7 separate regions of the Mus musculus genome follow, and regions 1, 2, 3, 4, 6 and 7 are each linked to region 5. A link is a loop called in an ENCODE intact Hi-C map of the cell type or tissue named here. Cell type or tissue: left cerebral cortex. All regions are shown on one strand.

The links. A loop is a pair of places that touch in the nucleus more often than their neighbours do. Peaks named below come from ENCODE experiments on the same cell type or tissue, not always from the same donor. Only the 100,000 strongest peaks of a DNase experiment are listed, where the experiment ranks them.
Region 1: a loop joins it to region 5, with 2.5 times the contacts of the local background. A loop is called at or near these places in 9 of 42 quality-filtered maps.
Region 2: a loop joins it to region 5, with 7 times the contacts of the local background. A loop is called at or near these places in 12 of 42 quality-filtered maps.
Region 3: it touches region 5 in a loop (5-fold over the local background); 10 of 42 quality-filtered maps call a loop at or near these places.
Region 4: a loop joins it to region 5, with 6 times the contacts of the local background. A loop is called at or near these places in 20 of 42 quality-filtered maps.
Region 6: it touches region 5 in a loop (3.0-fold over the local background); 6 of 42 quality-filtered maps call a loop at or near these places.
Region 7: a loop joins it to region 5, with 4 times the contacts of the local background. A loop is called at or near these places in 9 of 42 quality-filtered maps.

Annotation. Positions count from the first base shown.
Region 1 is chr15:69,097,024-69,101,023 of GRCm38, forward strand. It overlaps a transcript of Khdrbs3 not described here. Among named protein-coding and RNA genes, the nearest start is that of Gm31550, 82 kb to the left of the region's middle. In left cerebral cortex, a CTCF peak has its summit at 1,992; DNase peaks (open chromatin) are centred at 2,954 and 3,285.
Region 2 is chr15:69,324,475-69,328,474 of GRCm38, forward strand. No RefSeq gene overlaps it. Among named protein-coding and RNA genes, the nearest start is that of 4930504C09Rik, 56 kb to the left of the region's middle. In left cerebral cortex, a CTCF peak has its summit at 2,268; a DNase peak (open chromatin) is centred at 2,283.
Region 3 is chr15:69,920,199-69,924,198 of GRCm38, forward strand. No RefSeq gene overlaps it. Among named protein-coding and RNA genes, the nearest start is that of Gm19782, 2.0 kb to the right of the region's middle. In left cerebral cortex, a CTCF peak has its summit at 2,197 (motif pointing left); DNase peaks (open chromatin) are centred at 2,150, 3,213 and 3,897; H3K27ac peaks cover 177 bases.
Region 4 is chr15:70,919,357-70,923,356 of GRCm38, forward strand. No RefSeq gene overlaps it. Among named protein-coding and RNA genes, the nearest start is that of Fam135b, 810 kb to the right of the region's middle. In left cerebral cortex, CTCF peaks have their summits at 1,001 (motif pointing left) and 1,742 (motif pointing left); DNase peaks (open chromatin) are centred at 985 and 1,721.
Region 5 is chr15:68,935,095-68,939,094 of GRCm38, forward strand. All of the region lies in intron 1 of Khdrbs3 (KH domain containing, RNA binding, signal transduction associated 3), which reads left to right. Among named protein-coding and RNA genes, the nearest start is that of Khdrbs3, 8.7 kb to the left of the region's middle. In left cerebral cortex, CTCF peaks have their summits at 2,345 (motif pointing right) and 3,629; DNase peaks (open chromatin) are centred at 1,586 and 2,329; H3K4me3 peaks cover 2,003 bases; H3K27ac peaks cover 314 bases.
Region 6 is chr15:69,018,151-69,022,150 of GRCm38, forward strand. The region is part of intron 4 of Khdrbs3 (KH domain containing, RNA binding, signal transduction associated 3); the gene reads left to right. It overlaps Gm31550 (a long non-coding RNA gene), which reads left to right. Exons shown (of 2, transcript XR_384163.3): 1 at 1-4,000. Among named protein-coding and RNA genes, the nearest start is that of Gm31550, 2.7 kb to the left of the region's middle. In left cerebral cortex, a CTCF peak has its summit at 3,869 (motif pointing right); a DNase peak (open chromatin) is centred at 1,624; H3K27ac peaks cover 712 bases.
Region 7 is chr15:69,082,107-69,086,106 of GRCm38, forward strand. The region is part of intron 7 of Khdrbs3 (KH domain containing, RNA binding, signal transduction associated 3); the gene reads left to right. Among named protein-coding and RNA genes, the nearest start is that of Gm31550, 67 kb to the left of the region's middle. In left cerebral cortex, no CTCF peak of the experiment used is centred here; DNase peaks (open chromatin) are centred at 2,359 and 2,508; H3K27ac peaks cover 488 bases.

The DNA of each region.
Region 1 (4,000 bases), 160 kb after region 5:
CTGATCGTTCTAGTGAATCAGTATTCCCTGCCCTTTTGCACATGGCATTGGCCCCAACCTTCAGGACTCAGTTCAGTGTCCTCTCTACTGTTAGCTCTTCCATCATCCTCTCTGAACTCAGCCCGGGTCCCGTGGTAATTATACTGCAGTCCTCTGCCCTCTCTAAAGAGCTGATTTTGTGACTGTTACTTGATTTCGGTATTGATGTCACTGCATAGTAGTTGCAAGCTGTATCAGTGGCCAAGCATGTGCTTATCACTTCCTGTTAACTGTTTCATTGAATTCTAATTACTATAAGTGTTGCCATCTGCATTTTATAGAGGAAGCAACCACGCTTCGGAAGGTGAGGTCATTACGTTAGCTCTAAATCCTCATAGCTGATAGAAGCAAGGTTTGAATAGAGCTGCTGGGGTCTGAAGCCTTGAGGTTTTCAAACACTGCCTTGTCCTGGTCTCCTTGTTACACTGGTCTCATCAGAGTGAAGGCTTCTCACAATGGGGAGCTGTCTGCTCCCTTCTATCCCACCAGTCATCAGCCAAACATCGTGACTGTCCCTGCTCCTCCCTTCCCCATCCCTGCCCCACGTTTCTGCATAAGGAGATCCATTGACTTTTCAATGAAAACATCGTGTCCTGAACATCATGTGTTAATAAGTATTTCAAGTCAAGTCACTCTTAGTGTTCACGTGGGGTTATTCTCTTCTGAGTATCTGTCTGGCAACAGGTGGAAAGCATATGGAAACAAAGACAGTTCCTGCCCTTGAAAGTGTCACAAGTCTGCTGTGAAAATTAGGAAGCAAAGTGCCAATCAGCATGGCCTGGGACATATACAAGTAAGATGCTTTGTAGATGCCTGTAGAGGGATGGCATACCCGGGCAGGGTGCTTAGAGAAAGAGGAAGTTGGCAACAGGGGCTTAGGGCCAGATGAAAGAGGATATCTTCACACAGAACAGGCCACATTATAGGAGTACCCATCACCCAGCATGGTAACCTTGAGTGAAACCTCCTCTCTACTGTAGGGGCCCCACCCATGAAATGAACACGACCCAGATATCGGCCTTGATAGAGCTCTGCAGGTTAAAGCATGCTCAAAACAAGGTCAAAGGTCTTTCATTCTCTTCTGTTGCTGTGTGTTCGCATAAGGCGGTGTGATCCTGGAGCAGTTGGCAACCATGTTAGATGATGAATGGGAGAGATGAGCTGGGCTAGTAGGTGAGGGACGAGACTGGTGTGCAGGAGCTCCCTCCAGCTTGCCTGCTCTGCAGACAGAGACCACACCGCCATGCACTAAATTCCACCCAGAACTCAGGACAAACCTCCTAGAGCCCAGCAAATGAAGAGTGGAGAACTCGGGTAGGTGCCCTGCTGTCTCCAGGCTGGCTCAGCACACAGCCTCAGGCGGCTTTAGTCAGTCAGCAAAGAGAGAACCGAGCCATGCCCAAGGCACAGGGAGGCAAGCCGAGAGGCCCCTGTGGGGGAAGAGATGTCATGGAAATAATTACAATGCAGATAATCCTACTTCTCCATCTAGCTCAAAATTACATAGAGATACCCATCATGCTGTATTACAGAGAAAGGCCCCATATAAAACTGATGGCTTTGAAATACAGTCAGAAATCCAACTGCCCCTAAGTCACTGTTTTCAAAATCTGCAGGGAATAAGATAAGGTTTATGTCCTCTATGCAGTGTTCTATAGGGACAGGAAGGAGAGAGCTCATTCTTAGCTTTAAAGTAGACCTTGTCATTCTGGGAAAGGGATGCTGTAAGTCGGTTCCCATCCCATCCCAACCTCTTTATCTAATGGGAAATTGCAGTCACTTGCAGATGACTCTAATTCCTTAGGAGGACTCCTAGTTCCAAGAGCTCACCCCACCTCCAACCCTGACCTTCAGAGATCCCCTCCCAGGCTGAATTCATTTTCAGTTCTTCCAGTTAGTGCTCGGCTGTGTGTCTTGCTGCTGTTTCTGCCTCTGCCTGCAGATGGGGTTGCTCCTCGCCTGCCCACTGCGCGGAAGCCTCACTGTTGTTCCACAGACACCTCACTCCTTGTGACCCCTTCCTGTCTGTCCGCTATCTCCCAGATACCACGTTCCCTTGCCCCATTGGTCCAGCTCATAATCTAGCACTTGCCTATCAATTCCAGTAAGACTTGAAGCACAACACACACACAGGAAAAGGAAACCTTCTTCCCTGGCCAAAATCTCTGTACCCAGTCACCACTCAGAAGACCCTTGAAACGTTCTGAATTCTGACAAATGCTCTGTGACTAGGTATTTGACCTTCTTTCCACCGTCAAAATAATAAACATCTGTGGTACAATGCATGGTAGATTGAAGGAATGCGGTAGCTTTGTATCAGATAGGAAAAAAAAAATGTACCAGGATTTCTTTGGTCTTCTTTTACAACTTTGTAAACAGGTTGTGTGTGTGTGTGTGTGTGTGTGTGTGTGTGTGTGTGTGTGTGTGTGTGTGTTGAGAGAGAGAGAGAGAGAGAGAGAGAGAGAGAGAGAGAGAGAGAGAGAGAACACTCAGGTACTGCTGCTTCTGTGGGGTTCATGGCACCTGGTACATGGTGGGCTGGAGGCATGTGAATGAGCAAGGAGAGATAAGGGTCTTGGGTTCCGTTTAGGTTGCCTTCTGTGTGCCTTATAGCAGGGGTGAGATCCTCACCCATCCTGAGGCCCGTTCTCTCCTTCCGGGAGCCTGCTTGCTTTTAACAGATACTGTTGAACGTCAGGCTTTGTACCAATCATTAGTAAAGGGCCTCCCTCCTGGAGCCCTGAACCTTTTTGGGGGCGTCACAGTGTCTTTGCCTATCTTTCCCTCTTTTCTGCTTCTCTGGATCCTGCCATCTTGCCAGAGGTCTCTCTCTCTCATCTTCAGCCAAAAGAGTCCGCTATTTCTGTTAGAGATTACCGGCTGACAAGACTCAATCCAGGAACAATTTGAACCCCTGCTTCATTGCGTGGGTTGTCTTTCACATGCCAGTAAGCTCTCAAGCAGACGTAAGCGAGTACTTTACATTTTATAAACTTGATTAAAGGTTGGAAGAGCTGCCATATTAAAAGTATTTTATTTCTGTGTGTTAGTCCTTTGATACACAGTTTGTGTCAGGTTCTTCAGTGCGCCATATGTAGGTAGCCCCAGTATGTTTGGGGAATAAAAGACTCAGAGACAGTGACTGCAGAGGTGGTGTTGGGTGAGGGTGATGTACTGGGTCAATGGAAGCAGGCAGGGTTGAAGCTGAAATGGGATTGTGAAAGTCAGTCATGCATGTCTATAGGGATGAGAGACACACTAGAGTTGACAGGCTGACGTAGGTGTGAGGTGCTGAAGGCACTGGCTGCATGGTCTTCTTGTGTGGTTGGGGACTTAGTAGCTATCGCTGGAACATACCAGGTTGCCAGGAGACATGTGGAGCAAGATGCAATAGAAAGACCAGAAGGTGCTAGGTCTCTGCAAGCTATGAGCCTGTCACTTTGTCCCCTAGCACAGGTGTGTGCAGTTGGAGCATGACACAGGGACCCCACATGCTGGGGCTGCTGTATTCCTTCTGAGTGTCACCTGGGTGTGGTGTTTATTACTAAAGGGGTTATTCAAACGTGCAGTCTCCTTATTAGACAAGAATGAAAGGCAAGTGCCCAGGACAGACCCACGAGAAGTTTACCGTCTATTTCCCATAGTTGGGGTGACACAAGCATGGCCTTTCTGAATTCAGCCCTGAACACAGTGCACCACCAATGTTTTCTGCCCTCACTTCAGCCAGTCTCTGCTGCACTGCCTCTGCCACTGTGTGTCCTGTGTGTGTGCCGAATCCCCGCCTGGGTGCTCTGGCCAGAAACCCACCATTTGGCCCAGATGTTATCATTGTTGCTTTGTCGATGTGTACAAACGATCTTCATCTTTCTCTTTTCCAGGACCTGCTTCTGGGGAGGCCGCTTAAGGACACTCACCTCACCATCATGCCTACTCGGCAAATGAACCACTGGCTCGCCAACGT
Region 2 (4,000 bases), 390 kb after region 5:
ATGGTAGATCTAAGAGCGTATGTACATGATGGAGATACTAAGAAAATCTGAAACACAGGGTGGGAGGCAGGTGGTATCACAGGAGGATGATAAATAGGAGGAGACACCAGATTGGGCTTCATGGGTCTATATATTTATATCGTTTCTGACTGCTTGCAGATTCCTGGGGCAGTGAAAAAGCTAAATTTCAGATACTACTTTCATAAACTTTTTAAACAGAAATAATACTGCCTTCTCTGTCAGTTCTGACCCTCAAGGAAGCTAGTTGCATGTGAGCTGTGAAAGGCTAGAGAAATAGAAACTAGTTTGCCCACTAACTGAGCTCCTTCCTTTTTGTTTAAGGGCTATTTTTCCTCATTTAACCTGAATTTTACATTAAAACAAACCAGCTCTCTTCTCCTTGAGTTGGACAGAATAGAGAGGTTTGAACTCTGAAGTAATCTCTTGTCTAGCTGATGGTGGTCACAAAACCCCCACCTACACATGATTCATTTGCTCCTGATGCTGTACACTCAAATGGAACAGAGCCTGTACACGTGTAACTGGCTGGAACATGGAAGAAGTGGGTTGCCTTCCACTCCCTTTGGAGTCTAAAGAATATGGTTTTCCCCATCTGCACCAGGATTTATGCTGAAGAGGAAACTAGGAACAGATAGGGAAAATCAAGCACCCTTGAGTCAAATGGAAGAAGAGACCATACTACAGTGTTCTACTGAACTTATTTTCTTCCCAGCAGACCTAGCAAACTTAAGAATCTCTCTGCAGTCACATTCAATTCAGCTCAGTTCGATTCAATTCAATTCAATTCAATTCAATTCAATTCAATTCAATTCATTCAATTATTAAAAAATATTAAGTATCATCTCGTATCTGTTAGTTAATGTTTTACTACTGGGGAATGAGGAGCCAGGATGACCTAGTCAAGATTGCTACATTTGTATAGAAATAATAGAAAAATAGCAAAGGATTGTCTTGGCATAGCTGTACATGTTACATGAAATAGAACATTTATTGGGAGGGCTATACTCAGCACCAATGACCTTAAAACTCTTAAGAAACAGCAATTTTATTAACTTTATTCTTTGACATTTTCATGAATGTATTTAATGCTTTCTGGTTATGCTTACCATCACCTTTTCTTCTTCTCTGCTTATCCATGTCAGCTCTCATAATTCAAAGGAATTTCTTCTACAAAACATGTGGGTTGTACAAATTTAATTTCCAAGAATACTTTTCATGATATTTATCTTAATAAGAAAGCAGATAACTAACTAATTAAGAAGACTTATTTAAACTAATCCATAGCATATCCTTTGCCTTGTATATTATGGTTAATATCATGCATTGTGACCTTAATCTCATACCAAAAATGACGTTGCTCTGGGGATGGGCAGATAGTTAAGCAGGTAGGAGTGCTTGATTCACAACAGAAAATTAAAACCTCCAACATCCATGTGCAAAGCCCAACCTGGATGTCTGACTCTGTAACCCAAGCACTGTGGAAGTGGGATGGGCAGTAATAAGAAGGCTAATGGGACTGACTGGCCCAGCATGCCTACAGATTCAGTTAGAGACTTTGTCTTCACAATAGAATAAAGCAGAGAATGGTAAAGCAGGACACCAGATATCCTCCTATATCTTCTGCGTATATTCAGGGGTACATTCTCTCATACACACATGCATGTCCACTACACACATGTATATTATTGGAAGTTTATGTAAAAAGATAAATTTAGAAGAAAGTATTAAGACACATTAGCTCTAAGTAGGTTGCATTGTCTTTCTTGGGCTATGGTAGGTACTTGGGTTTGGATCCTGAGCCGCTTTTCTGAAGTAGAAATAAAGATGACCTTGCAGGGTCATTGTGAATTTTAAATGAAGCAATGTATATTAAAGTGTATGTAGCAAACAACAGTACTTGGTCCAGAATTAGAATTTAATAATGATGTGTTTATCTACATTATATTCTAATGTGCTTATAATTAATATGTATTACTTCATTAATCAGAAGTCCAATCAATATTACAAAAAGAAGTGGGAGGTAGGAGAAGGCAGGCTAGCTCTCTGACAAAGAAGATATCAAGTGCCAGTACTGCATGTCTGCTCCACCACTGGTTAATAAATATTAGCTTAACAATAAAGTGATATCAATGAATTGTTGCAACAAGTTTAATTTTTCTTCATAAGGGTCTTGAGAGGAGACATTTGCCTAAACCCCAAAGTCCTCATGTCTTGGAGTGATTAGGATTAGAGGACAGAGCTCCACCCAGTGGATGATCACACTTCTTCAGCAGAAGTACTGTCTTGGGTAGTGGTGATTTCCAGCCATATTGGAGGTCATCTAGTGCAAAGTAGGAGCTCACCTCTCTATTAGCTTGTAAAAGAGTTCCTGTATGGATTGAAAGTTGACTGTCTCTAACCTCTTAGGCTGTAAGTACATGAAGGATAGAAAACCTTTCTTCCCTCTTCATGTCTTCCTAAGATCTACAACAAAAACAACTGTTCCTTCTCAAATTTCAAATGAGATGCTAAATTTTGTACCTTTCATCCTTTCCCAGCCCCACCCACAGAGGCATGATGACATTATAGAGCCCCAATGGTCTGTGATGCAGTACTTGGTACCAGAGAGGGTTCCCCAGAAATCTTGATGAGTACTGAAGGAAAGAAACCACCTAAGCTTCACGATGAGAAGCTTCACATTAACATTTGACCACATGTCTCAGAGGAGACATTTTATAAACTCTTTCTATGTGTTTTGTCACCTGTCAATAGGAATGGGAATCACCTATCTTGGCCTCGGTAGAAGAAGGAAGTGAAGACCAACTAAGAATTATGTCTGCTATACACACAAATAATTGTTTTTTTCTCTACATCACCTATGCTTTATTTTTTGTGCTTGACCACAATATTCATCATTAAGTTTTCTTGTCTTTTACTTATCTATTCCATTTTCCTGAAAAAAATATTTTAATACCTGAGTTTTTTAAAATTTTGTAAATGTCCTTATGCCTTGTCAGTTAGATATTATGCAAACCCAAAGCAAGTTTGCATAGTACAGGGTTGAAATAGAAAGAAGGAAAGCCTTGCTTCCTATTCTTCCCCTCTCTAGAACTTTTCTCCAACCCCCACTATGGTCCACTTCTTTCTATATTCCGTGATGCTTCAGATACTTTCTGTTATAGACTCAGATCTCCAGGTTCAAAGCTATGATCCACAAACAGGTGAGGACATGCTGCCTTTGTCTTTCTCCATCTGGTTTACCTCGCTTATTATTTCTAAGTTCCATTTACCTGTAAATTTTATAGCTTATTTTTTTTGTGAGTCTTGGACACATGCACATAAGAACAATGATAAATGGACTCAGAAGAGATCATGAAGTTTGGAGGGAGAGTGGATATCTGGAGGAATTGGAAAAGAGGGAGGAGGGGGTGAGATCTGCATATGAATAATTCACATAGGAAGTTCTCAAAAGGAGTCAATTTTAAAAAGAAAAAATATAAAAGGAAAAATTACTCTTGGGGTGAAGTCAATGTTTGAAGCACATGTTGTGTGAAAGCTGAGACTGAGACCAATGGGGAAGTTTTGTTTTTGTTTTTGTTTTTTTAAAGATTCATTTTCTTTATGTATATGAGTGCTCTAACTGCATGTATGCCTGTGTGCCAGAATAGGCATCAGATCCCACAACAGATGGTTGTGAGCCACCATGTGGTTTCTGGGAACTGAACTCAGGACCTCCAGAAGACCAGTCTGCTCTTAACCATTGAACCATCTCTCCAGCCCCGAGGAACTTTCTTAGAAGGTAGTGATAAGAAGAAATGAAACCTGTAGCACCTCCATGTTTCATTGCCAAGTGCTATTTTTTGACCCATTTTCCTTTAATTAAGAAGAGAAACTATGACATACAATTTAGAACTAGGTTCTATTTTTAAATTTCTGCTTTGAAAACAGACAAAAATCTGTACTGTTTTTATATGTTATTATTTGGATGAATAGTCAAAAA
Region 3 (4,000 bases), 990 kb after region 5:
AATAGGGGTACAATGACCAGGCACAACAGATTGTCTTCTGTGCTAATGCACAAGGAGATAGAATGGCCTTAATTACAGGTATAGGTGGGGGTTCATGGCCAGATCTGGAAGTCCTAAAGTGGTACTGAAGACCTAAAAGATTTCTGGTGAGCCACTGGTCTTGAGCTCACAAAATAAGTCTGAAGAAAGTGGGTTCTGCTATTACTAAAGGAATGTAGCCATAATGGCAGCAACATCAACAGTAACAAGAGCAGAGTAGATAGAACCATCAACCAGGAAGATGAAAGTGACTAGCAAGACACAAATGCAAAGAGACAGAAATCAAAATTGTTATCTAGGACACACTGTCATATAGCTGTCCATGGAAACTGTTGCCCACATTTGTGTTGCTTCTTCCTATCTCAAATAACCTGATCAAGAAAATTTCCCATAAGTGTGTCTAGCATGTTATCTCTTACTTGAGTTCAGATCCAGGCAAGCAGACAAGCAAGAATAATCATCACAGTGAGATTGAAGCATGTTTGTGCATTGAAAACCCATGCTGTTTCGCTTCAAGGGAACCTTTTGGGAGGTAGCATTTGGTTACACTTGTTTAATGAAAAAGGTGACAGGGGCCTAAAGAAATTTAGTGTTCCACCTCAGGTGTCTCCTGGGGAATTAATCTCCTACACCTTAGAGTTCATAAACTATTTATTTAACATTCTGCAAGCTTTAATTTTTTGTGGCTGATTTTGAGAAAAGCAAGGGTCATTGCCAAGGTGACAACAGTGAAAGTCACAGCCTACAAGAAAGCCTACTAGAGGCTCTTAGACTTGGAGATGTTATGTACCATCATTTAGAGATTTTGACCTGTGAAGTGAAATAATCGTCTGTATTGGTTTATCTTCTCCTCTTCCTCCAAAATGGACTCAGCAATTCAAAAGAATCTATAAAAGACTAACCTGTGCAGTTTGTATTCACAATGTAAAGGTGGAAAAGAAGAGCCAGGAAAAGACAACAGGCTTCCCTTTTGTCTTGTAGATACTGGATTCGTTGGCAACATTGGCATTCTGTTTGTTGGCAGCTTTCATTTTGTTCTAAAGAGTTATGAAATATGGACACTCTTTCTTCTCTTTGTGCTTTTGGTTGTTCATCTCTAAGACAATGCAAAAGGAATTCATATCTACTTGCTTTAAAATATTTATTTGTAATTATGTATATGTTAATGTGTCTATATGTAGGTGTGTGCTTATGTGTGCAGTTGTGCATGGAGAACAGAGGCATCAGGCTCTTGGAAGATCAGTTCTATATAGTATTGAGCCACAGCTGTGGATGCTAAGAACTAAACTTGGATATTTTGCAAGAATAATATTTGCTCTTGACCACTAAGCCATTCTTCAGGTCTCAGTATATTGTTTTCAAAGGACTAACTATATGATATAATAAAGAGTTATCACAAACTTAGAACCAATGAATTCATAACAATTAAAATACACTATATGCTATAAGTAACAGGTATATATTCAGGTATAATAGAGTTCTCCTATAGATAATATAAACCTACCCCTCATATTCTATCTCACAATAATAATTACAGCCACCAAGTGATCCAATCCTAAGGACTGGTATCTAGCCCAAGTTTGATTAATGCTCAGGGTACATAGAGGTGATTTCTTTAATAGAATGATTCCCTATTGAGAGACTTATCATTTGAACTACTATAATATCATCTCCAATGGGCCTCTGACTCAAACCTGTATTACTACAATTCTCTTTCCACACATTTGTCAAATGAATAATTTAAAACAAATATCCAATACTGTGTCAGCTCTGTTTGAAAATTCTTCAATGATTCCCTATAGTTTTATGAAGAAAAATTTCAGCTCCCTGCCTTAATATTAGGAGCCATCATAATTTGAAAGATTTAGTGGGTATCAAGCAAGAATCAAGAAACATCCTCTACCACTCCCCATACCGTGAGTATGGTTCTTGGCAGATGAGGTGATTTAAGATTCACTGAAAGCAGTGCCTGGATACAAATCTCACTTTCAATCATTTGCCCTCTTATTTAAAAATGCTTGCTCCAAGCTGGAGAAATGGCTGAGCAGTTGAGAGTACTGTCTGCTCTTTCGGAGGAACCCGGTTCAATTCTGAGCATGTACAGGGCAGTTCCCAACCATAATTACAGTTCTAGGGTATCTGATGCCCTCTTCTGGCCTCCATGGGCACCAAATATATACTTGCCTCACATACATCTATATTTAAAATAAAATGCAAAACACCATACACATTTTAAAAATATAACAAAATGACAAATTTAAAATCATTGCACCCTATCCCTCACCTCCTATAACTAGCCATATTTTTACCTTTTGATTAAAATCTATCGCAAATACCTTCCATTTCGAAAGCATTCCTTTTGTGATGCACTGCTTCCAGATCTACATGTACCTTTTCTGTCTTGATTTCTTCCTGTATTCAAACAGTTTGCTTCTGCTACAGAAGTCACTGAAGATGACTATCATTCTTAACAATTCATTATCTTAACATGTTCTACAATAGTGTTATTAAAAATGTTGTCTATCCTTTTATAACCTCAATGACTAGTACTATGTTACAGAAGACAGAAGGAATGTAGCAAATATTTAGGATCAAGAAGAGGGTGGGAGATGTGGCTCAATGTGTGATGTGTGTAAGAGTAGGATCCTGAATTTGAATTCCCATACCATGCAAGTGTCATCAGTTTTTATGCAGAGTCATAACTACTTAAGTGTCTGACATTGAGAAAAGTGACAAAAAGTAGATGCTGGAAAATTTCTTGAAAGAGTGGAATTTTCTGAGCTCATTTGATTCTGAACTTCCCATGACTATAATTTAAGATATCAACTTTTATGCTTTATGAGTCATCTGTCTGGTGACACTGATTATCAGTGACTAATAAGTGTTGACTTGAGTGTTTGTAGTTCCTATGGGGTACCACAATAAGTAGCTGGTGATGCCCCAGAACCATGTGATCCCAGGAATATGAACACATGGAAAACCAATCTTCTCAAGGACCCCACAGTTCCATCAGAGTGCTGATCTGCTTTTCTGAGCCATTGATGTGTTTTATTAACTATGAAACTGTTGAATTTTGGAGACATCTTTGTTAGAAAAAAGTCAAGGTGCTAATATACCAAAGCCCAGATTGCAAGGATTTCTTCCAAGTCTCTAGGACGTGGGACCATATTTGCATGGGTCTGTGATTTGGCAGGATGCCAAACTACACTACTGCAAAGGCTCTGTTCACATTTCTTCTTGAAACCATATTTTCTGCGTTGACTAACTGGCAGCTTTGGATTGCCTCAGGCTGATAATGGGCAACTGAGCTGTTAGACCAGGTGGCATTTATTTATTTATTTTACAAAGGGAAGGGAGGGGAAGAAGGCAGGATGCAAATTGGAAAGTCCATTTTTAGTTATAGAACAGAAAAATAAAGGAGAAAAAGAAATTGATTTTTAAGAAGTTCCAGATGTTATATGCTTTTTATTTGCAAAGCCATGTCTAAAAAAGGGAGTTCCATTACAAACAGAAAAAAAAAAAAAAGGAAGAGAAAGAAGCAAGGAACCACAAAATCGACAGGATGATGTTTAGTTGAATTTGCTTGTTACAGCTTGCATTCATAGTGAATAAGGACAGTTTTCTTTTAAAAATGGAGAAAAAATTCACACCATTTACATATGAATAATTACCTTCATACTGTGTCTACATGAGGCAAACAGAACTGCCTCAGCTGCTGAAGTTCCACAGTGTTGTGTCTTAATCACCGAGCCCACCTTGCTTGTTCCAGGAGCCATCTGCGAGGCTCTATTGTGTTCTGCTTTCTTCAGCTGTTTCCTTTGGTCCAAAGCAGGACTTTAATTAGCATCCATTAACACACTGCCAAGAGCATCTTCCATCAGCCTTTTATATCGCTTTAGATGGAGAAGAAATTATGATTCCTGAAATGAATTGTGTTTTGTCTGTGTGCCAGAATTCTACA
Region 4 (4,000 bases), 2.0 Mb after region 5:
TTGCAGATGTATCCATTTGGACTGAGTTCCACAACTCTGCATTTTGATTGGTTATGGTTTTCTAGATTGGTCTCTATCTCTTGCAAAGAGAAGTTTCCTTGATAAGGGCTGAGACAATATCAGAGGGTATAAGAACAAATATTTAGTAGACAGTTAATGATTGTGAAGTGACTAAGCCAGCTCAGTCAGTCAACAGGGTCTCTAAGGAGAGAATGAGGATTGAAAAAGAAGAACAACAATTAGACAACATTATAACATGATTCCAGCCCACATTGAGGCTGAACAAGCCTTATTTCTCCCCAGCCTGCTTTTACATCATTCTAGGTATATTAAAAAACCATGGTCAGTTCTTAGATCAAAAACAATGTAATCAAGCCAAGTAGTAAAGGAGATCACCCAAAAGAGTAATTAAGTAAAGGAGTGAGTAAAAGGATCACACAAGGTAATAATTAAGTAGGTAGTAAACAGAGCCTGTGGTCACTGTTATTAATATTCTTATCTGAGCCTACTTCATTGTCTGAGCTCAATGCCAAATGCCAAATTTCTAGAAGTGGTGTCGAAAGCTCTTAGTAGTTAAGGTCTAGTAAAGTTGTAGTTAAGGAGACCATTCCCAGGTTAAGGAAGCAAGAGGAAAGGTTAGAGACTTTAATTAGGGAGGCAGTGGAGATAAGCAGGAATAAGTAGAGTGGAAGTTGAAATAACACGAAGGATGTCTAAAAATGTTCTAAGGAATTGTACTATTAACAACCTACCTCTCAAAAGATCCTGTAATGTATGTAACTACATATAAGTAAACATATATAGTTCAAATAAATTTTTCTTATCCAGGCTGATAACTTTCTCTCCAAGAAACAAAGACTAAGTATCTAAGAGGAACTTCAACACCAGGTAAGAGAAATTCTTTTGAGTTGCTGATCAAGGTTGCCCAAGAGATTATGAAAATGTTACAGACTATTGCCACTGCCTTTGCTTGCCCCCTACAGGTAAAAGATAATTCCCTATTGCTGAACATGCCATGGACTTCTGACACAAGGCAAGAGGCCCCTGAGCTGAAACTGGCCTAAGTGCCTTCTCCCTTGGGAGCAGATTTTACAGTATCAGAAGATGCCTCACAAGTTTCTAAAGGCAGGATTCAAGCAACAGTCACACCCAACTATGATGCAGATGAACTACAAGGACAACCAACATGGCATGATAATCCTAGGGATACAGTAGCAGCATGCATATATTGCTTGCTACAGCAGCAGCTCAGTAATTGGACTTAGACCCCATTCACCAAGAGGAAAAGCTAGCCAACTAACCAGACCTAATGAAGCCGTGGACCTTGGAGAACCTATGAACATATTAATCCTAAAGATAGGAAATGGTAGACATAGACAGACTGTGTTTGGGATTATAATTTTAGTCACAATGTAAAAGCAAAGAAGGTGGATGTCAAGTAACAAATTGCATAACATAGTTGAAAATTACCTGACAAGATCAATTGCGGATATTCTTGCTAGGGAAGGAACTCCTAAGCATATATTACGTGGTAAGGACAGATATTCTTATGACTAATAGTCTTTGTAAGATTCTGCCATCCTTAGGAGAGTTGAAATTGCTAATCAACTCACCTGCTCAGAGGAGAACTCATGTACCTGTCCAGAAGTTTTTATGGATATTACAGGAGCACTAGAAGACAGCACAAGAGTGCCTTTTCCCTAGAATGTGAGGCAACACCTCCACCTAGCGGCTTCTTTGCTAAGTTCAAAACACTCCACTACAGCATAAACTCTTGAATGTGAGCATCTTTGCTTAGCCATCCTAGCCTTCCATTTACACTGCAACAGTGATGGTCTTACTATCTAGAGACATAAAACCAAAAGAAAGATAAGGGTATAAGAAAATTTAACAACATAACCATGCCATTAGAACCATTTAGAATTAAGGTACCATGTATTTAGAAAATATCCTTTGTAAGTCCAGGCAGGCCTCTAGGTAGAGGGTATCTTTGTGTCTGACCTTTTGATTGGAAGAATAGGACACACGAAGAGGAGATGTAGAAAAATTACTTTGCCTTTGCTGAGAGAGGCTGAAATCCTTCTTTGGTTCTGGCTGATGTATCTATCCTGTTAAATGTATATTATAAACTAGAATTGATAAGTGTACATAGAGAAAAAATAACCAGCATCAATTACAAACAAACCAATGTAGTATTGTATGTGTTGAGTTAGCAAGAAGATCATGGAGAAGAACAGGCATTTTTTATTATTTTGTAGGGAGTGTATGCTAAGAAGTCACAAAATCTCCAGCCTGCCTGGGAAACTGTGGAATGTCCAGCATTTGTCAGAGGCTGCATGACTTAGGTTACACCCTCTCAGTATGTTGCCATATTGTTAACTTAATGGACTACATGTTTTTAATCTTGAAGACTACAGAATTAGAAACATAGATCCTTGAAATAATAGGTTGCCAGACTCCTAGAGTCATTTATCTGTAGTTCCAGTTTTAGAGATGTCTAGAAGTTATTCTCTCTTCTTTGTACCAGCTCCAAGGGTGATGATGAGGGGCTTATTTCTCCTAGAGAGTATCACAAATCAGTGTTCTGTCTGGAGCAACGGTGGAGGCATATATATATATATATACATATACATATATATATATATGCACATTTGTGTTTATAGGTATATGTATTAGCATGTGTGTAGGTGAACAGGCATGTGCAAGTTTGTGTGTGTGTGTAAAGAAAGATGGTGTTAGTTGTCTTCCTGGGTTATTTTTAGGTAGCTTTTAGGTAGTAAAAGGACATGAGTAAACAAAGAAAGCAAAATTGAGTTCCCTGTGATGGTGGCTTCTTGTTCCCAGAAGAGATTGCAAGGAGAAACCTTAGGTAGGTTTCTAAGCACAACCAATAAAAGATAGTGGAGGATCTAGGAACCCAATAAGATACCCAGGTCAGCATCAAATGAACTTGTAGACCTAGGCTTCACCCTCTTGGATGGGATGAAGCTGTTACCCATCCTCTGTGCTTTGCTGTTGTGTCTATCCTAGACATTCAGTCTTTTGTCCTCACCAGGCAACATATTCAAAGACACCCCCCCCCCAGACCAACCACCAGTGCCCCTGTTAAAGTAATGTCTTTCACTTGAACCAAGAGCTCACTGACTGTGCTAGTCTAATTTAGCCAGCTTCCTTCCAGGATCCTTTGTCTTCCAACATTTTGATTGCAGGCAGGCTACCATTCTAACCTGGGCCTTATGTGGGTTCTGTGGATCACATTCTGCTCCTCACAGTGGCATGACAAGTGCTTTAACCCCGAAATCCTGTCCTACATTCCTAAGTGCTGTAGCCTTTAAAAGTGGTCTTCTCCCTCTCTCTTTCCCTCTTCCTCTCCTTCTCCTGCTCTCATTTGTTGTTGTTGTTGTTGTTGTTGTTGTTGTTGTTGTTGTTCTTCTTCTTCTTCTTCTTCTTCTTCTTCTTCTTCTTCTTCTTCTTCTTCTTCTTCTTCTTCTTCTTCTTCTTCCTCTTCCCCTTCCCCTTCCTCTTCCCCTTCATTCTCCCCTTCCCCTTCCTCCTCTTCTTCCTCCTCTTTTTTTCTTCAGCATGTTCACAGCCATTCTGTATCAAAGGCAGAAATGAGTGGTGGGTATCTTTATGGAGAACTTCAGTAGAAAAAGCAAAACTCAGGTTCAAGTGATCCCTGGAAGTGTACAAAAATGCCAGGCTTGTGGATGCTGAGAAAAAGGGGGCTATTTGAGTAACTAGCTCTGTCACAATGAAGTAGACTGGAGCTCACATTTACACTAATAAGATAGACCTTTAGAGTAGAGCTATCTGTGTATTCATCCACTCACAGACACGTTTACTGTGATAATTAGTAATCAGCTTGTTATCTGTACATGAGCAGGAAATGTAGAGAGGCGTTGAGGGAGCAAAAATGTGAGGGAAGGTTGCAGCACTAAAGGCACACCAGACATCTCATGGGCTCATTCATTAGAAGCGCCACAACTGCTAACCTGTG
Region 5 (4,000 bases):
ACAGTCAGCTATTGGATGGAACACAGGGCCCCCAATGGGGAAGCTAGAGAAAGCACCCAAGGAGCTGAAGGGATCTGCAACCCTATAGGTGGAACAACAATATGAACTAACTAGTACCCCCAGAGCTCATATCTCTAGCTTCATATGTAGCAGAAGATGGCCTAGTCGGCCATCACTGGAAGAGAGGCCCCTTGGTCTTGCAAACTTTATATGCCCCAGTACAGAGGAACGCCAGGGCCAAGAAGCAGGAGTGGGTGGGTAGGGGAGCAGGGCGGGGGGGAGGGGGGTATAGGGAACTTTCCGGATAGCATTTGAAATGTAAATAAAGAAAATGTCTAATAATAAAAAAAGAAAGGATGTAAAAGGCTGTTACTCAGTGTTGTTTTTAAATAAAAGTTTGATTATGGTAGAAGCCCACTAGGAATTTCCGTTAGTGATGATGAATTTTTTAAAAGAGGTGTCTGAAAATGTGCTTTAACAGAAAGGCCACCCACTGTGTCCTGAGCTTTCCAGCTACACTAGCATGAGCCTTGGTGGGTGTTCAAGGTGAGGAGTCTTACTTATGTATGCATCCCGAGAGTCAGAGAAAGCGGGCAACGTGGCCTAGAAAGTGTGCTACTGAAACCTTCTCTCAGGGCCTGCTGTGTGAAAGAGCCTGTAGAACCTGCAGACAGAGCTCTTTGTTTTTAATTCTTGGTCACCAAGGAATCAACTGGTTCAGAGTGTATTAGATTCTTACTTAGTTTCTGGTATAATGAGAAAGTCCCTATCCTTCAAAGCCAGGTTCAAAAGGAAGAAAGGGAAGGAAGGCAAGGAAGGAGGGAGTGAGCGAGGGAGGGAATGAGGGAATGCTAACGCACAAGGTTATATTTCCACAATCAATAGCCTTGGCTTTCTTGAAGGGAGCATATTTAAACATATATGACTTGAAATTACTATTGTTGAAGCTGCTGCTTATCCAGGGCCCTTTCTCATTTTCATGATTTATGTATATTGTTTCATTTAATTCTTCTAACATTGTTAAAAGAATATACCATGCCCAGCAGTCCTGGTACACACCTTTGATCCCCACACTCAGGAGGCAGAGGCAGGTAGATCTCTAACTTTGAGGCCAGCCTGGTCTACAGAGTGAGTTCCAGGACAGCCAGAGCTGCACAGAGAAACCCATCTCAATGAAAAAAGAAAAGAAAAAAATGAGGAAGGAAAAGAAAAGAGAAGGGAAGGGAAGGGAAGGGAAGGGAAGGGAAGGGAAAGAAAGAATAGCTCATTTTACAGATGAGAAAACTGATTAGGAGAGTCAGCTAATTAATCAAGGTCACTCTGCCTTGTGCTTTGGAGCCTGGGGTAGTGTGCAAGCAGGCACTGCGACTGCTCTAACTATAGAGCTTAATTAACTGCAAAGCCTTGCACCAGTGATCTGCTGAGCAGAAGAGGTTCCACGTGCTATAGAGGGGCAGACTGTGCCTACCGCCAGTGTGGAGACTGGTGGATGGCATTTCCTTAGGGAGTAGCCATACCCAACCAACAAAGACCAAATGGTGCAGAAAGAATTCTCTGATTATGCAAGGTGACACCCTTCAGATTTGTCCAATTGCTTAACTCCTCAGACACTCAATTTGCCCATTCACAAGTTGAGGACCCAATGCTCTGTTAGTATGATTGGTGGTTCACACACATGTAATATAGAACACACAATAGGTTCTAAAGTATTACTGCCTGCTGTTGTGGACTGTCCCGAGACAGGTGTGTGAGTACTGGTGTCACTTGGCAAACACACTGTGTCTAGTGACCACACACAGATCCTAGCATTATTATGCATGATAATCTTCTGATATGAGGGTGATCTGAGTTTTCCAGCCCTGGAAGTTCTGGCTTAGGAAGCCCCTTTAATTCCATCAGAACCAGCAGCCCTGGTTTTATTTCATTACGCTAGTCAGGGCACAGCACCCTAAGCCTAAATTTAACAAATGAAGTTCCATAAACCTTTTTTTGACCACAGCTTAGAGCGTGTCTGGACACTGCAGCACAAGAGAGCTTGCTCTGAGCTGGGAGGCTGTAAATTTCCATGATTTTCACCAATCGGCTTCTGCTGCTATTTTAAGAGTCTTAATGGTGTTCTGGCATCTTACTGGTGCTCTTCTTTGGCGTGGTAAAGGGCATGGATGTGGGCGAGCAACGTCTTTGATCTCTCCCTTCAGCATAAATCCTACACTTGGGGGTCACTACTGGTTCCAGGTCCCATTGAGAAATTAGAGGGAGTGGGGAGGGGCAGTTTTCATTCTCATTTTCACAGTGGTGTTCTTCTGATCATAATACATAGCTGTGCTCTGCTTTTCTTCCACTAGATGGCGCTCCACATAGCTGAAGATCCTCTTCTGCCCACCTAGCTTAACTCCTGAACTGAAATTAGCACTGATGCACACGCTTGCCTTTCTTTGGGGTTTCATGCATTTCTACTATTTTTTTCCTTCAAATTTAGTCTACTTTTGCCGTCATTTCAGGACACAGAGGCATGTTTTTGTCTAGTTGCTCATGCTTCTGAGTTCCTAAGGGGTGCTGTGCACAGTTGCTAGCTTGCTCTTCACATAGTTCATTTAGTCCTGGTACTACTATGTGAAACGAATTTTGTTCATCTCATTTTACAGATAAAGTAATGGCGGTCACAGGATCAGTTAACTGTTTGAGTCTAGAGAAGGCTCTGTGACCTAATGAAAGACTCTACAAACGCTAGATTGACCACTCTGAGCTAACTAGGATGGTCTGGCTTGTGGCTATGGGCCATTGTGGTCTGTTCCTTCAAAGTGGAATTACAGTTCTCAGAGTTAGTTTGCATTGGGGCATGCATATCAAAGTCTGAGATACACAGCAAGCAACAGTAAGAAAGGTTTGTCAGCTGGTGTGGGGTTTTCTGCCTATTCATGCCTTTTGCTGCTATTGACAAGAGTGAGTTAGAGGGCCTGCCTGTGCCAGGGACAGAGCCACAGGAGGGTTTTAGAAAAACAAACATGCCTCTCTTTTAAGGTGATTTTTTTTAACAGTGCTGAATACTGGATCACTATATCTAGTGACTATAAGAATTCCAAAAATTGATTATCATCAATTAAAATAGTATGTCTTGACATATTTTGAACTACTAAATTGAACTGGGAATATTTAATTCTACTAAACTGAACTGGAACGGTTCTGCCTCTGTTGAGCTCATTTGGTGTCACTGAGACGAAGTGACGGTGCTATCTAACGTGAGGTCTTCCCGTGGTCTTCGCTGCTCCTCCTGTTTTATCTGTGTTTCAGACCCCAGCTCTTTCCCGTTGACCAGTGCAGAATGAATGGTTATAACTGCTTTCTGTGGGAACGGGACTGGATTTTCTTACTGCTCTCGCTTCTTTGTCTCTTCCTTTCAGTCCAGTTGTGCCCAGAGAGCATAAACAGAAGTTAACCACTTAGAAAAATCCCTTGCCTTAGCTCCTACACTGTGTGCAAGCAAGCTAGTTAGCTGAAATAAATGATCCTGGGGTCGGACTCAGTCTATTTTGCAGAACAGGATAGTTAAGTTTTGTGTCAGCATAGTTGGGCTCATGTCTTAGCACTGCCTTTGATGTGTTGTGGTTGTGGCTCAACTCTTCTCCGCCTCAGCCCCCTGTCTGCAAATGGTGATTAAACAGGTTCCGGCGCTCTGGAGTGTTTGTAGCGCCGCTGTGTGATGCTTGTGCGAGGCTCCCTGGCAGGCTGGGTGTGTAGAGAACATAGAGCAAAAACTGCTGCTGCTGTTGTCCTTGCTGTCGCCTTCATTATTGTTTTTAACAAGTAAGTAATCCTCTCAATGATTTCATTTATTTCTTTTGTGTGTGTTTGCATGTGTGACTATAGAATCCATGGGAGGGCATCAAATCTCTTGAAGCTGGTGTAGTGAGCTGCCCAGTGTCGGTGCTGGGAACACAACTCAAGGTTCTTAGCAGGAATAGCGAGAGCGTGCAACCACAGAGCCGTCTCCGGCCTCCTT
Region 6 (4,000 bases), 83 kb after region 5:
CCCCAAACCCCCTCTGCCTTTCTGCTGCAAATTATATTCTCTTCCCAGTCTAGCTGTGCCAGGCACCCTGGTCGGTTTGCCTGTCTCAGAGTCCTCTTAGTTCCTTTGCATTTCCATTTTCACTTTAGTATCAGCTTCCTACTTCTGTAATGTTCAGCAAGGATTTTGCCAGATGTTTTGTTGAATCTGTAGATAAGCTTGGAGTTAATTTGTAACTGGTATCTTCTATTCTTGAATACCAAGTACTTCTCATTCTCAAAAACAATATTCTTTAACAACTCAAGAACATTTTGTGAGATGGGCAGTGGTGGCACATACCTTTAATCCCAGCACTCAGGAGGCAGAGGTTGGAGCATCTGTGAGCTCAAAACCAGCCTGGTCTGGAGAGTGAGTTCCAGCATAGCCAAGTCTACACAGAGAAGCCCTATCTCAAAAAAAAAAAAAAAAAAAAAAAAAAAAAAAAAGAAAGAAAGAAAAAGAAAAAAAAGAAAGTTTTCTCCGGGTATAACCTGGCACCACTTATTATGTAAAGAATAGTTCCAAATATTTTTTTAATTTATTTTTATTTTATGTGTATGAGTATTTTGCCTGCATGTGTGTCTGTGTACCATAAATGTGCAGTGCCTACAGACACCAGAAGAGAGTGTTGGACCCTCTGGAACTGCAGTTTGTGAGCTCCTGTGTGGATGCTGGGAATCAGACCCTGGTCCTCTGCAAGAACAGCAGATACTCTTAAATTGCCGAGTTGTTTCCAAATATTTGATATTGTCTGAAATTGTTACCAATGGAACACTTATTTAGAGGTTCAACTGGTTTTCTTTATATTGATTTTGCTCTTTGACTTGTGGCATATTTCTACTATTTCTAGAGCATAGTTTTTAAAAAAAATAGAGGCATTAGGAAGATTAGATAAAACCCTAGATAATTAGGAATTTTTGACATCAGCATCATGCTGTTGCTAAACATGGGATTCAGGAGCCTGAGACACTTTCCTTGGTGTCCTGCCTTCTTTCCCACCCCATCCAGTCCTCTGTGTTTTCCTACTAGGATGATCTTGTAGGGCTCCCTCCTTTATTCTACTAATAATAGCTTAACCACATGTGTTGGTTTTTGGTATGGAAAGCCAAGTTTGCATTTACTCTGTCTTTATATGCTGTTCTCTTGACGTGTTGCATGGTACGGTGTACTGTTAGTTTGTGAACATTTACACATTGGTGACCCTGAGACTGGCTTATAGGCAGTGTTTTTACACTTGTGTCTCCGGTGTTGCTTTCTGGGTGATAGAGCTGCCTTACCGTACCTTTTCTTTCAAGATTGAAGAACTAACTTTAGTCTTTCTTGAAATGTAGACCGGCTTCTATCTTGATTTTTCTGGGAGTGAGTTTAGTTGACCTACATGGAGAAGAATAGGCTTATGAAAGTTGGCTGACAATTTGTACCCATTATCCTTTGAGTGTGTCTCTGCATGACTCATAATGAGCATGGGGGTCATTTTGGTTCTGTGCACAGCACTGTTCTTTTGCTCTTTTGCTGTGTCTTGTGTTTGGTTTTGAGCAGTTTGTCCATCACGTGCCTGTCATGACTGAAATGAGTACACTGCCGTTCCGTGTGGGATGTTTTCAGTTGTTATTTCTTTGAGTTATTCTTTCTCTTCCTTCCCTTCACCCATTCAGTCGCACCCTTAAGTGCATCTTGGCTCCTGTCCTGCTGCTGTGGGTTTGTTTTCCTTCCTCCTTTCTCTGTTTGTCAGGCAGGGGTGTTTAAAGGGCCTGATCAGGTTCCCTGGTCCTGCCCCCACCATCTCAGTTCTGCTGGGCAGCTTCTCCAGCCAACCTGCATAGCAGTGACTTCACTTTCCACCTATCTTTTGCAAGTGTAACATCTGGGTCCTCTTCCACATAGTTACCTTTGCCTGCTTGGCCTCTACAAGGGTGGTTCACATTTTCTTTGTATGTCTCTTTATTCATGGTCTTTGAAAATGCTGGCATTTGAATAAGGTGCCAAAGCAGGTATTAATTCTGAGCACTTTGCTTCCAAGGAAGCTGCTGTTGCTGCTATTTTGTCTTCTATTTCTCTTATAATTATGTTCAACTGAACCCACGGACTCTGTGCCCTTCAAACTTCCTAGTGGGCAACATGTGTATTTAGGTCTTCCTATTGTGCTTTATAGGTTTTTCTGTCCTTCTAGAAGACAACATAGCTTAGTTGTCACTCTCAGTTGTCCAGAGGCCATGTGTGCTCAGGGCCTGTTTAATGTGATTTCTCTGTTGGCATGCATTATCGAATTCAGAGAGGCCCATGTTAATTGGCGTGCCGATCCTGCTGGTATAACCTGGAGTCACCTCTGCAAAGATGCACTGTCAGGCAGATAAGCAGGAGAGCCTATCAGGGTCTTGCCTGCTCCTCTCTGGGCTCTATCATGGTGTCCTCTGTTGAGCTGTATGTTGCTTCCCTGGACATGGTAGCATCAGGTGTGCTGGTTTGCTGTTCTCCCTCATTCATTCTGTGGTACATTTTACTGCTGTAGATGCTGCTGCTGTCATGGGGGACTTTACCCTTCATTCCAGAACACAGCACAGGAGCTCCTCCCCAGCAGAGCGATGGCTGAGGAGGAGGGATGGTCTTCCCGATGGCTGAGGAGGAGGGATGGTCTTCCCGATGGCTGAGGAGGAGGGATGGGCTTCCTAGCAACAGTGCGTGCCACAGACTCGACTTCTCTAACCTGCAATTTAGCTATTTTTTTCATGAGTGATTTTACTGTGTTCTTGTTTTGCTGTGTGGCTTGAATCCGTTCTGAGACTCCTTACATGGTGTCTTTGAGCCGTTTTCATCCCCTTGTTCTTTTTTTTTTTAAAAAATATATATTTGTATTAGATATTTTCTTTATTTACATTTCGTATGCTATCCCAAAAGTCCCCTATACCCTCCCCCCCCCCCCCCGCCATCCTCCCCTACCCACCCACTCCCACTTCTTGGCCCTGGTGTTCCCCTGTACTGGGGCAGATAAAGTTTGCAAGACCTAGAGGCCTCGCTTCCCAATGATAGCCGACTAGGCCATCTTCTGCTACATATGCAGCTAGAGACCCGAGCTCCGGGAGTACTAGTTAGTTCATATTGTTGTTCCACCTTGTTCTTTTTAAGGACACTTTCCTCACTCAGTCAAAAAAGCCATCTCTACTTCTTAGTGTATGGTTCTTAAAATGTATGGAATTTGTGTGATTTTTTTCCTGTGAGCATATGTCCAGTTTCATGATACTATTTTATTTCCACATTGTTTGTGTATTCCAGAGTTTATTTAGCTGCTCTTCAAATAATGAGTGTTAATATTATTTCCTATATATATATATAATGTCTACAAGGATGCCAGAAAAACCTTGAACATAAAGGTTGTGATATTTTGGCAAATAATTGTGAATACTAAGTTATTGTCAGTGAAGACATTGAATTCCAATGTTACTTTGCATTGTTGTGATTGTTCTTTTAACATTTTTTGACTGTGTGGGTATGGTGTGTGAGTGTGTGCTGTGTGAGTGCCATAGACAACTTGCAAGAATGAGTTCTGTCTTTCCACTGTATGGGTACCAGGGATTGAACTCAGGTCAGCCATCCAGATGGCAGACACTTTTGTCCTTAGAGGCAGGTCACCAGTCTAGACTTTGGAGTTAACTTTTAATGAGTCACTTCAAAACCTTTCCCACTTTCTCCAGGCTCACATAACAGACTAAACTCACTGGGTAGCAAAGTGCACACATAATTGTGTGTACATGAGTACACACAACACACATGCACGTGCATGCACGACCACAATTCTTTTTTTTTTTTGAAAGATTTCATTTATTTCATGTATGTGAATACACCGTCATTATACTCAGACACACCAGAAGAGGGCATTCGATCCCATTGCTGTGGTTGTGAGCCACCATGTGGTTGCTGGGAACTGAACTCAGGACCTCTGGAAGAGCAGTCAGTTCTCTTAACCACTGAGCCATCTCTCCAGCCC
Region 7 (4,000 bases), 150 kb after region 5:
TAAAATGAGTAAAACAGATTAAATATCATAATGGTTTTAAGTTCCTTATTCTTATTTTTGGAGTATAAGAGTAAGTTCTTTAAAAGTTCATCTTTTAAAGAGCCATTTAAAAGATGTGATGTAACAGTAAGAATGAAATTTAGTGATAGGCTGCTTGCCTAACATGCCCAAGTTACCTACTTCTTATTTATCACTTTTACCAAATTTTATTTTGTATCTTAAGAAGAACATTAAAATTGTTTGACAGTTTCTTTTACCCCCCACACCCCCTATCAGTCCCACAGTGGATGTTCTGAGCGATGTGATATCTCCCAGCCAGATTTAACAGTTCTGAAAGGTGTGTAATTCAGGAAACTGGACCTTCAATTTTCCTGACCTGATAGGGCTACTGCACCATTCTCATAGAGTCAGGGGGATTTCCTGATTAGCCTATAAATTTGTCCTGGCCTTTTCAATTGAATGTTATTTAAATTGCTGGCACACAGTGGAAATGCTGTAGATTCTGTTTTAGACTGGAAATAAAGAGAGCTTGCAGGAAAGCAAGAATCCTGTTCCCCATGCAGATGTATTATGCTGATGGTGTACTCTTGTCTGTTACGTGTACAGAAGCATTACGACGATAAAAAACAATGTGCCTTTCCTAATTAGAAAGGACTTCATGGCTAACAGTGCTCAGACTCAGTGACTTGCAGGTTTTTTTTCAAGGCAGAGTGTGGTTTGCTGGTACTGTCTTAATTATTGCTAAAGCACTATGAGTTTACCCACATGGTTTGGTGTCAATGTCAGCAGGGTGGAAAAGACAAATAGCATCTCGAGTTTTTATTATTGTGACAACATTTTTACTTCATGAATCCTGGGGGTTCTCAGGACACACACTGAAAGCTGAGGCTCTGAGCCATTTAAAAGATGTAACAGTAGTCTGTGGGAGAAAGACGGATCATCCCTGGGTCAGGCAGCACCAGGGTGGGGCAATTTGTCTAAATTGTGTTCTACATGTGCACACTTCTCAAGAAATGGATTGTCCTCTCAGGCTGAGCTAGTCTGTCACCGGGAGCAGTGGGAATCCTCCACTATAGAGGGATAGCATTCCCCCATCTCACTTGAACGTAGCTCTAAGTAAGGCCAGTTCGATCTCCTTCCCCACAGTAGGTGCCATTAGCCCTGAGGTGCAGGGTCCCTGTGGGAATGCAGGTGAGCGGAGAGCCAGGAAAGGCCAAGAGGCAGCATAGCTGGGGTGAGCAGGCCGGCCTGACTTCACTTAGAGCCACTTCCATCAATTGTTACAACCTGATTTTGTGGCTTTTTATCCAATGTCCTCCTGAGGAAATACCATTAAATATTATGAAAGAACTCTTAGGTAAGGAAGGCTCTTATTGAAAGTAGATTGAAATATTTTTTAGCTATTTACCCTTAAGGAATTTCAAATCTTCACTTATCTGTGATAATGGAAAAATAAGAATACTCCCAAAATTTCATTTGAAATATTACTTTTCATTTATTCTGCTTTATCTATAGAAATTCTCCATTATTATTGTAAGGATTAATGACTCTTAGTAGAACAGAAATACTGATCAGGGAAGTTGCTCTAGATCAATTGCCTATGTCACATAATAAGAATTTACCAAGTATTAGCTTAAATCTTATTATTTGATGATAATATATTCAGAAAGATTTTCCTTAAAGAGACGAATTGAATAATTGGAAAATCAGCCTTGTAAACTCTATCCCAAAGATGTAGTCCTTAGTCATCTGACCTCGAAAGGGCAGTCAGCAGTGCTACTGCCCAAAGCTGTCAGAACAACAGGAACAAGGAATAGTTACAGCGTTCACTGAGATTTCATTGGGGTACAGATCACTTCCAGTCCCCATGCTCTTGTCCAACTGCCGGGAACCCTGATTCTAGAGTTCTGACGTATGATGTAGTCACGGGGAGCAGTGTGATGGCAAGGCATATGTCACCTGTCACATTGTTCTGATGATTAAACAGTGTGCCCCCCTTCACAGACTTGCAGAATTAGGACTCAAAGGATTAGTAAATTAAACGGAATAAAAAGAAAAACACAGAGCTGAATCAAAATATACATCTCTTCCACCCACCACCCAGGCTTTCTTGAATCTTACCCCATGAACTCTCAGGAAGTCTTAGAAGGTCCCCAAAGAAAGAGTGAGGAAACAGATAAACCCATGGGGTGGGGCAAGGGGCAGCAAAACCATATTTAAGAGAAGGTACTATAAAGAGTGAGCATCTGGGGAAGAGCCCTCGCACAGGCAGCCAGGGTTGAGGGAGTCGTCTCTGCTGCTTCCAAGAGCTGCTTCTGAAGCAGTGTCTGCCTGGCTTGGTCTCCGGTGCCCACCAGTGCCGAGCAGTAGTGTCTGCATAAGGCCTGGCAGCACCATGCTCCAGGAGAACCATGACAGCTCCCCCCAACAGATAAGCGATCTGAATATCTAGCACTCTGACCCCTTTCTAGCACAAGAAAGTATTTTAAGTAAGGGTGTGTGAGTGAGTATGTGCATGTGTGTAGATGGGTGTTTTATTGACAGACAAGCAAGCTGAGAGTCTGAGAAGCAAGAATTCTTGCATTGCCAACATTTGCAAAGCTTTTTTGAAACACCAGACTCAGCATACTAAAAATGGCATACCTTGAGAGAATAATTCTCATAGAATGGATGATTTTGTAATTAATATCCATGTGGATAAGAAGACATGCCCCATAATGGCCAAACCAGCTCTGAAGTGGGATGGAAATGGTAAAGCTAAAAAAAGTATTAGGAAAAAAAAAAAAAAAGATACAAAGGCCAAGAGATGGATCCAGCCTCGCACTTCAGAAGGAGCCCAGCAGACTACAGAGTAGGAAAGCACAGTAAGGGGTATATAGTTGTCGGCTGACAGCATCTAGGGTCACCTGCAAAATGGGCCTCTCTGGGCATGGTGTTCCATGTCACTGGGGACCTGCAAAATGGGCCTCTCTAGGGATGCTGTCCCATATCACTTTGAAATGGGAAGACCCATCGTAATGGTAGACCAGGGACTCAAGACTATATGAGCTGCACAAATGGAGCTGAGAATTAGCTTGCATCAATCCCTGTTTCCTGACTGCTCTGACCATGTTGCTATGGTGGACCATACATCCTGAACCAGAACCCATATGAAGCCTTTTTCCCTTAAATTGCCCTTGTCAGTGTATTTCATCACAGCAACACTGAGAAAGACACTAAGGCAAGAACAAGAATTTTTAGAAAGAAGAAAGAAAGACTTCTTAAGACAAAGGTAGTTTTTCTACTCGCTGCAAAGGGCATGACAGCTGCCAAAGAAGCAGGCTGGCCATGTGTTCTGTATGCAGAGAGGAGGTGAAAACCTGCTAGCAACAAGCAAGCTGTATGACACTCAGCTAGCCAAAGGGTACTTGCCAGACTCCACAGCTTTGCAGGTATGAGGGATGCAGCCTGCTGTGAGCATCGGGCTGACCCAACTGACCTTCCAGCCTCGGTCTTCTCGTGGTCATTCCTGCACAGTAAGGTTAACCTCAGACAGCGACACTTTTGAAGAATAAAAAGAAATTAATATAATCTACTTCAGAGGTTTGTGGAGCAGAGTCCGATATATGGTGTATATAATATGATTATAAATTAAGTACATAGTTATATATTAGGCACCAATGCCTTCCGTATAGTAGGTAAATTAGGAACTGGCTTTCAAGAGTCCATCCAAGAAATACTTTGAAGTTCGACCCCATTCACCTCTTCCTGCTTTCCTCCCGCACTATCCCCCAGCTCCTCTCCTCCGTGTTGAATAGTCTTCGCTTTCCCTTCCCACCTCAGAAGAGGAAGCTGTGTGGGCATCCATAGGCCTGTGCTGCTGACAGGGGCAGATTCCACACCCTGTTTCTTAGTCTGAATTCTCAGCTCAGTGTCTAGCACACACAAAGGTCCCATTTGTGATTTTTTTGAATGCCTGATTCTACTCAGGATCTAATTTTATTTTGTCAAGATTCTTCTA